Linked DNA regions of Mus musculus: region 1 is linked to region 2. Evidence: chromatin contacts called from ENCODE POLR2A ChIA-PET data. All regions are on one chromosome and are shown on one strand. Each heading gives the region's core, a stretch centred on a gene start or an enhancer-like site at or near the end of the contact. The rest is flanking DNA. Distances are from core to core; before and after follow the strand shown. Region 1 holds the start of Ddx19b (DEAD box helicase 19b). Region 2 overlaps St3gal2 (ST3 beta-galactoside alpha-2,3-sialyltransferase 2).

Evidence for each region. ChIA-PET counts read pairs that join two places held with the same protein, here RNA polymerase II (POLR2A).
Region 1: POLR2A ChIA-PET joins it to region 2 with 15 read pairs in Patski. The contact joins the promoter of Ddx19b here to the enhancer-like site in region 2. POLR2A ChIA-PET finds 5 or more read pairs at or near these places in 2 of 5 experiments (Patski and embryonic stem cell).

What each region holds. Positions count from the first base shown.
Region 1 is chr8:111,024,691-111,029,053 of GRCm38, reverse strand. Ddx19b (DEAD box helicase 19b) reads left to right here and starts at 1,284. Exons shown (of 12, transcript NM_172284.5): 1 at 1,284-1,456. The coding sequence starts at 1,400. It also overlaps a transcript of Aars not described here.
Region 2 is chr8:110,942,702-110,947,260 of GRCm38, reverse strand. All of the region lies in intron 1 of St3gal2 (ST3 beta-galactoside alpha-2,3-sialyltransferase 2), which reads right to left. Gm39251 (a long non-coding RNA gene) reads left to right here. Exons shown (of 4, transcript XR_001778654.2): 1 at 1-79; 2 at 1,750-1,847; 3 at 2,395-2,535. Among named protein-coding and RNA genes, the nearest start is that of Gm39251, 4.1 kb to the left of the region's middle. Within about 2 kb of position 2,759, at least 1 of the 3 ENCODE cell types and tissues checked has a DNase peak (open chromatin) inside an H3K27ac peak, as active enhancers do.

The DNA of each region.
Region 1 (4,363 bases), core at 35-2,534, 83 kb before region 2:
ACCCCACCCTTACCTATCCAACATTTCTTGAGGTTAATTTATTATCATGGGGTATTAGTAAAATGTTTTTATAGTTCCAGGAAGATGCTCAGTTTCTTTCTATGGAATACACAGGATAAAGACCTATTTAATCCTGGTTAGGGGGAAGCAGGTAGTTCCTTCTGCCTTTATTTTACTATTCTAAAACTAGAGCTATTTCCTTTTTAAAATTTCCAAAATTAGGCAGGGCGTGGTGGCACACACCTTTAATCCCAGCACTTGGGAGGCAGAGGCAGGTGGATTTCTGAGTTCGAGGCCAGTCTGGTCTACAAAGTGAGTTCCAGGACAGCCAAGGCTATACAGAGAAACCCTGTCTCAAAAAACCAAAAAAAAAAAAGTTCGGAAAAAAAATTCCCAAAATGAAGGCTGTGAAGGCTGGAGAGATGGAGCAGAGATTAAGAGCATTTGTTGCTCTTGCATAGTACCTGGGTTCCATTCCAGGTAGCCACATTGTAACCATCTGTAACTCCACTTCCAGGGTATCCAACACTTTCTTCTGACTAGGTACCAAGCACACATGTGGTGCACATAGACATGCAAGCAAAGCACTCATACACATAAAATTAAATGACTAAATCTTTAAAGTATTCATCCAAAAGTAATTAAATAAAATGCCAACGACACAACCTTTACATAGGAGAGGAGAGATGGCCATCTGAAGAAAGCATAGATAACGCCAGAGGTCATGTATTTTGTTATTAAACTGCTTTTACCATTTCCTTCAGGAACTGAATTGATTTGATTGAGCAAACCGCTTGCTCTTTCTGGTCTCTGATACTCTACCAAGAATTTTCCTTGGCATCTTCCTTTGGTGTTCAAAACTCAATTTGGGGCATATCATTGAGCACCTGTTTGTTTCACGGGACTGATTGTCAATGCTTAGACATCTTATTAAATTGAAAAGAACAGATACTATTTTGACCTTAGCTAAGAGTCTGGTAAGGCACGTTTACACAGAGGCATTTTAAATATCCTGAAAAGGTAAAACACTTGCTTATGTATTCTGGCTGTAATAGTTATACCAGGGCCATCTATGCCACCATGCTGATTGAAAATGTGACTTTCCGCCTTCGGTCCAAGAGCATTTAATGCTGGCTACCTCAGTTGGGTTGTAGGACGATCTGCAGCGAAGGGTGATGGGTGGGAACCCGAAGAGGACAGTAGTGGCGCTGGATCCCCGGACCTTAGGGGCGCGGAGCTGACGCTGACTCTGACGACACCGTGGCGCGCCGTTTCCGGTCTGAGCTTTAGTGAATGATTTCCCTCGGGGCGGTGCTGGACTTCTCTGCCACCCACCTGAGTCCGCGGTCGCACCGCCCAAGCGGGCAAGCCTGCCAGCGCTGCCCCGGCACCGCGGGCCATGGCTACGGATTCTTGGGCCCTAGCAGTAGACGAACAGGAAGCCGCAGCTGAGTCTGTGAGTTGTCACCAACCGCTGGAGGACCAGGGGCCAGTGCCAGTCAGGATATCTGCCCCTTAGAAGGACAGATCTTAGGTTGCTTGGAACTGGGTGGAGGACCCTGGCGGCATGGGCCCCGAAACCAGAGCTGGCTTTGATTACCCAAGCCCTTCCACCTTGTGTAAACTCAAGTTGGATGCTTGGTTGCCCATAGTGCTCAGCCACCTGCCTGTCTTCCTGGAATCAGGGCTGATATTCGATTGCACTCACAAACTCGGATGGTAATCTGTAGCTTGGGCTTTGAGTTTCCTGGGCTCAGGGAGGTTGTCTTACTCATATTTATTTGTATGACTCCTCCAACTTGGTTACCTCTAGCTTGGTTATTGGTAGTGAATGACTGGTGGGGCCTATCAGTAAATCTTTTGGTTGGCTTAACTGGTTTTCTGAACCTGATACATAGTAGCAAGATTAGAGTTAAATATGGAATTATATATGTCTTGAATTTTCCAAGAATTAGGACCTTGTTCTTTTTTTTTTTTTTAACTTTGAAAAAATAAAGGTTTGAACCTGTCACTGTGATGTGGCACCTCTCATCCTATCTCTTTTTTTTTTAATATTTATTTATTTATTATATGTAAGTACACTGTAGCTGTCTTCAGACACACCAGAAGAGGGAGTCAGATCTTGTTACGGATGGTTGTGAGCCACCATGTGGTTGCTGGGATTTGAACTCTGGACCTTCGGAAGAGCAGTCAGGTGCTCTTACCCACTGAGCCATCTCACCAGCCCTCATCCTATCTCTTGGAGACTTAAGACAGGAGGGCTGACTCAAGTAAGAGGCCAACCTGGGCTGCATAGTGATCTTGCTGGAAAAAAAATATATGTATATATATATATATGTATATATATATACACACACACATATACATACACACACACATATATATCAAATACAATAAAGAATTAACTATCCATTTTGGCTCAAAGCCTTTATTATATATAGGGTTTTAAAAAAAGATTTATTTTATGTATATAAGTACACTGTGGCTGTACAGATGGTTGTGAGCCTTCATGTGGTTGTTGGGAATTGTTGGCCCCGCTCATTCAGGCCCAAAGATTTATTTTTTATTATACATAAGTACCGCTGTAGCTGTCTTTAGAAGCACCAGAAGAGGGTGTCAGATCTCATTACAGGTGATTGTGAGCCACCATGTGGTTACTGGGATTTGAACTCTGGACAGAAGAGCAGTCAGTGCTCTTACCCGCTGAGCCATCTCGCCCACTCTTTGTATATAGTTTAAAGAGAAATAATATTTTTGGCTTTGTGCATTGAGGGAATTATTTATTTATTTTTGTTTTTGGAGACAGGGTTTCTCTGTGTAGCCCTGGCAGTCCTGGAACTCACTCTGTAGACCAGGCTAGCCTCGAACTCAGAAATTTGCCTGCCTCTGCCTCCCAAGTGCTGGGATTAAAGGTGTGTGCCACCATGCCCAGCATAAAAACTGTTTATGTCATAACCTTTAGTCTCATTCAAACTGATGGGCCATTCCAAGGTTAGAGCCCATTTTCTGAGGGGAAGGGGAAACAGCAGATTTGCTTTCAATCTCATTCAGAGGGATTCTTTCTTTCTTGTGTTAAATATAGTCTCGTTTTCCTTTCCTTCCTTTCTCTAGACACAAGGTCTCATGTAGCCCAAGCTACATGGCCCACACCTGTACCTCCCTGCACTGGGACTGAAGGTGTGTGCTACCACACCTGGCTCAGTACTTAGTAGCACTGTCTGTCTATCTGTATCTCTCTCTCTCTCTCTCTCTCTCTCTTAATCATTTTATTCGTTTGCATTTCCCTTCACAAATCTCCCATCCCATTCTGTCTTCCCTGCTCTCCTTTGCCTCTATGAGGGTGTTCCTCCACCCATGCACCCACTCCTGCCCAAGGGGCTCCCCTTCCATTGATGTCAGATAAGGCATCCTCTGCTACATATGTATCTGGAGTCTGGTTTGGTCTCTGGGAGCTCTGGGTGGTCTCGTTAGTCGATACTGTTCTTCCTATGGGGTTGCAATCCCCTTCAGTCCTTCCCCAGTGGCTCTCTCTTTGGTTTTTGGAGACAGGGTTTCTCTGTGTAGCCCTGGCTGTCCTGGAACTCACTCTGTAGACCAGGCTAGCGTCAAACTCAGAAATCTGCCTGCCTCTGCCTCCCAAGTGCTGGGATTAAAGGCGTGCGCCATCATGCCCAGCAGTGGCTCTCTTTTTGTTTTTTTTTTCCATTTTTTATTAGGTATTTCTGTGGCTCTCTTTTTAAGATGAGTACTACCATTAGACCATGTTCCTGGTAGGATACTGGGAGTGCTTTAGCAATGGCCCCAGTGTGTGGATAGCTGCTATCCCGCACAGTGTACTGGAGGCTTTGCACTTACTGCCAGTTAACGTTCTTGATCCCAGAATGAATGGAGTCTTTTTACATGTTTGTGATATCCTTTCTGCTAATCCCTCTGCTAGTTTCCTTTGTCTACTCTCTCCCATATGTTTCCTTTTGTTGCTCGGGAACACTAAAGCAGACAGACTATTGGTTTTATTTTAGTTTCCATGAAGACAAATGAGGTTCCTCCATCTGCAGCTAGCCACCCATTTAACAACTTTTTTCTTTCCTGCTTCCTAACCTTATTCCCCTTGTCTTTGTTTTTGGATTTAGTGACTGAGATATAGAGAACCTGTCTGTGGTTTAAGAACTAACCATCTCTTGTAATGATTTTGTATTCTTTTCTCCCTTTCCCAGATGCTAGTTGAGTCTTCACTTAGTATTTGATGATCAGTCTAACTGCTTTGTGCTAGATGCAGAGATGAAGTAGTCCCTGACATTAAGGTGGTTACATTCTCATGGGCAGGCATAAGTTATACCAGTATATATCTAAATTTATACTGTTA
Region 2 (4,559 bases), core at 1,510-4,009:
GACTGGGGCTCGGTAGATGACCAAAGGACTTGAGAAGACCCAAACAGGCCTTTCTGCAAGAGCATCCATATGGCTGCCAGTAAGTATTCTCACTGACCAGGTAAAAGGCTGGAATCGTGTGTCATGGAAGAATGGAAGTATGGAGGCTCCTCCTGGCTGTGAGGTGTTTTTATTTTGAGAGGGGGAGGGAGTTCAAAACAGGGTTTCTCTGCATAGCCCTAGCTGTCCTGAAACTCACTCTGCAGACAAGCTGGCTTCGAACTCACAGAGAGCCACCTGCTCTGTCTTCTGAGTACTGGGACTAAAGGCGTGCGACACCTGCCCTGGCTGGCTGTGAGTTCTTATCTTGTTCAGGTCTTCTCTGAAAGATCCCATTTGTCCTGCCCTTGTCTGCTGTGAACTGGACCAAGGGAGGGTGGGAACAGGAAAGCGGTGTTAACTGGTGCTTGCCAGCTCGCCCCAGGGTGTCAGTGTGCGTCCACCCGCGTGTTGACTAGACTTCTATCAATCTTGTTAGAGATGGTTTGATATTCCTTCCCAAGAGACAGGTATTGGCAGGGATTCCCGGTTCCCTGATATGAATAGTCTGTCCAGTGCATCCCATCAAGACGGCACTGTAAATCTATACTCTAAACACAGCAGCCATACGAAAGGATAAAACTCTAAAAACAGTAACCCAACCCCACCCCACCCCCAAACCCTCACAACCACAATCGCTAAGCATTGCATGGGTAAGAACTGACCAGAAACACAGAGGACAAAACAGGGCTGAAGTTCACAGGTCTGCTGGGCTGAGCCTAGAAACAGACTCTTGGACAACTATACAAACTCAGGGCCTGGAAAAGCAAGCTGAAGATAAGTTGCCACTTGGCGGGAGTGGTGGCACATGCCTTCAATCCCAGCACTTGAGGCAGAGGTAGGCGGATCTCTGAGTTCTAGGCCAGTCTGGTCTACAGAGTGAGTTCCAGCCAGGGAAACCCTGTCTCGGAAAACAAAAACAAAAACAAAGCGGGAGAGAGAAGGGGGGGAGGGGAGGGGAGGGGAGGGGAGGGGAGGGGAGAGGAGGGGAGGGAAGGAGGAATCTATCAAGGAAGGAACAGATTGCCAATGCCAACAGTTAAAAATTGACACACTGGGCTGATTAGATGGCACTGTGGGTAAAGGTGTTTGCTGCCAAGTCTGACAACCAGAACCTACACGGTTGAAGGAGAGAATCAACTCCCAAAAGGTGGCCTCTGATCGCTACACAGCCACTGTGACATGCCCGACCTCTCCCTCCAATAAATAAATAAATATGAAAAACCATTCTTTTCCACTGGCACTTAGTGTGCCATCCATTAGGGCAGTGTCACAGTCCCACCTGTGGGGGAGACTGAAGTGAGGGAACTGCTTGTTCCCAGGCATTTGAGGCTGTCTTGGGCAATTCAGGGAGAAAGGATGTGGGACAGAGGGAGACTTAGATAGTGATCACATAACTATAGTTGTGGCCGGGGTTGTGGCTTGTGGCAAAAGACTTTAGTGTATCTGATGTCCTGGTTCAATCCTGAGCCTGGGTACCCATAGGCTTGAATTAGCTGACGATGAGAAACATGGAAACATAAATTAGGGTCATGATGTATCAAAATGTATCGAAATGTATCAAAATGTACCCTGTATCTTCCCTGCAGAAAAAAAAAAGTCAGGGGAGAAAAGGAAACTTTCTTTTCATATGCTCTATGCCTGGTAGCTCACAATCAACTGTAACTTCAGCTTCCAGGGATGTGACATTCTCTTCCGACTATGTACCCGGGAGCGCGCACACACATGCACACACCCCGCCCAGGCACACCTACAATTTTTAAAGTAAAGTAAGTCTGTTTGTTTGTTTGTTTGTTTGTTTGTTTCAGACAGGGTTTTTCTCTGTGTAACAGAGCCCTGGCTGTCCTGGATTCACTTTGTGGACCTCGAATTCACTGAGATCTGCCTGTCTCTGCCTCCGCCTCCTGAGTGCTGGAATTAAATGTGTGTGTTACCATGCCCAGCTAAGTCTTTTTTAAAAGGGGAGAAACACTTGTGTCCCTTACTTTGGTGATCAAATTATTGGAATAAGACACTCCGAGGGGTTGGAGTTATCCCCCCATTCCCCAGGAAGCTCCTACAGAGAGAAAGACTGGGAAGGCTTCAAGCCTGGCACTAGCCAGAGTAGGAACCTGTCTCCCAGAAAGAGATGTCCGCCATGCTGATAGCTGGTCAGGCTACCTGGTAGAGAGACCACTCAGTGCCGGCAGGGTTAACTTGACTGGGTTCCACAGCTGTGCATCCTAACTTTGGCCCTCTACTCACATTTAAACAACGGGAACCAAGACAAACTTGGGGGGAGGGAGTGGTCACTGGATCTCTTTGTCTTTTTCCCAGTGTGGCCATACTGAATGAATCTCCTCTTCCTGCTTTTAACTGGCTAAAAAGGGTGCCATACTGAGCCTGGCTCATTAGGGCTGCCAGGTACTGGTGCTAGTGCCGACAACACCCAGCTCCGGAGACACCGCCTTTGCTCAGGTAACTTCCCTTTGTTACTGCTGACCACACTTGACTTCCAAGTAACTATAAACACAGTCTCTCGCCTCTCCGGACCTCTCTCTTTCCTTCTGCTTTTTACTGAGTCTCTCCTTGCGTTCTGAAGGGTCTGGCCTCTGCTTCTTCTTTCTGTGCACCCTGTCTTTTCCAGGCCAAGAGCCTGCATTCCTGTGGCATGCCTACACAACACTTCAGTCTTTAGCCATCACCTCTTGCATGAGGCCAAGGTCACACTCGTGATCATAAACAGCATCCAGAGATCTCAAAACCAGGCTTGTGTCCAATCATACCTCACCCTCTTGGGATATGAACTCATTTGAATCACAAGTGATATCTAGCCCACATTTATTGAGTCTAAACTAGAACTACAAGAGAGAGAGAGAGAGAGAGAAAGCTAGTTACACCTCTCTCACTTAAAATATAAAATCTATGGCCTGAACTATAGTCAGTCTCAGGCCAGTCTGAGCTACAGTGAGACTCCATCTCAAAATTAAATATATTAACTTAAAGGCATAGTAACTGTATTACTTAATCCACCATCTCTTCCTACTGTGTGACCCAGTATAGTCGTAGACAGATCAGGCATTAAGGCGGCTAGAGAGAGAGGTAACTGTTAAGAGCACTGGTTGCTCTTCTAGAGTACTTAGGTTCGGTTCACAACCCTCCGTAACTCCAGTTCCAGGGATCTAGTGGTCCCAGCACAGCACACATGTGATACAGACACACAGGCAAAATACCCATACAGATTAAAAAAAAATATTAGAATAGGCATCAATAAATGTTTACCCAACTATCTATCATCTCTGTATAAAAAACCTTACACTACAAGAATCAGAAAAACACTGACTACAAAAAGTTTTGAAACCTTATTTGGAGGTAGGGCTTTGTCACCAAGGACGCTCCTGAATTGCTCAGCCTCCTGCTTCTCCTTCCCAAGTGCTGGGACTACAAGGAGGGCTAAGACACTTGTGGATTTATATATGCCAAACGAGTCCTCTATCAACCTAAGGACACCCCAATTACACCCCATTTTTAGTTGCTGAAACAAAGTCTCATGGTGGCCTAGAACTTACTATGTAGTTGAGGTTAACCCTGAAATCCTAGGATCACAGGCATGTGCTGGCAGGTCCATCTGAAATATTCTTGTAAGTAGGAAGATACGAATGGATAATTACACTCTGCCTCGCACTCGTGTGTCCCCAGAATACAGAAGGAAGAGTTTTCTCTAATTGTTTTTAATCACTTGGTAGTAGGGAGATACACATGCTAACCATAGCATCTAGCTATCGGCAGCAGCTTTTCCCCCAACAATTAAGACTAAGTTGCCCAGGAATGCTTCAAACTCAGGTCCTTCTGCCTAAGTCTCTTGAGGAGCTGGCATTAAAAAGAGATGGCTCCTCTATCCACTTAAGCTCAAAGCCTTCCAACCTAGCAACATCTGAATCCACATTCTGACATTGCCACTGGTCCCCCACGTAACCATTTGACCTCTCTGATCTCGACCCTTGTCTATAAGGTGAGACTGTCATCCTTTCAAAGGATGTCCTGAAACTATCAGAAGCCCAAGGCTCCCAGTACACCAACTGCCATCCTGGGTGGAGCAAACTGAGGACCACAGTTCATCTAGCTTCAACTCAACGTGGAGAATTCCTAGCCTGTATCCCCACAGCCCTGGAGAGCATCCTGAGGCATAAGCCCTGCACATAACCCACTAGTTGACCCCACGCCAGGTCAATCAGCTCTCCAACCCTGAGAACAATCTCCCCCGGGGGAAGCAGTCTTGCTTCCCAGCCCCCAGCTCTGACCAATCACAGGCACTGTTACCCCTTGGTGATAGGTACGGGCTTCCAGGAACACAGAGATCTCAGAGGCAGATATGCCTTGGTGGACCCTTACTCCTACATAGAACAGAAGCCATATGCTCACTGTGGGGCAGATTGTCAGCTCTTAGCCCAGCTGCCACAGAGATCCTACATAGCTCCCCCGAGACCCATCTCACGCCTGTA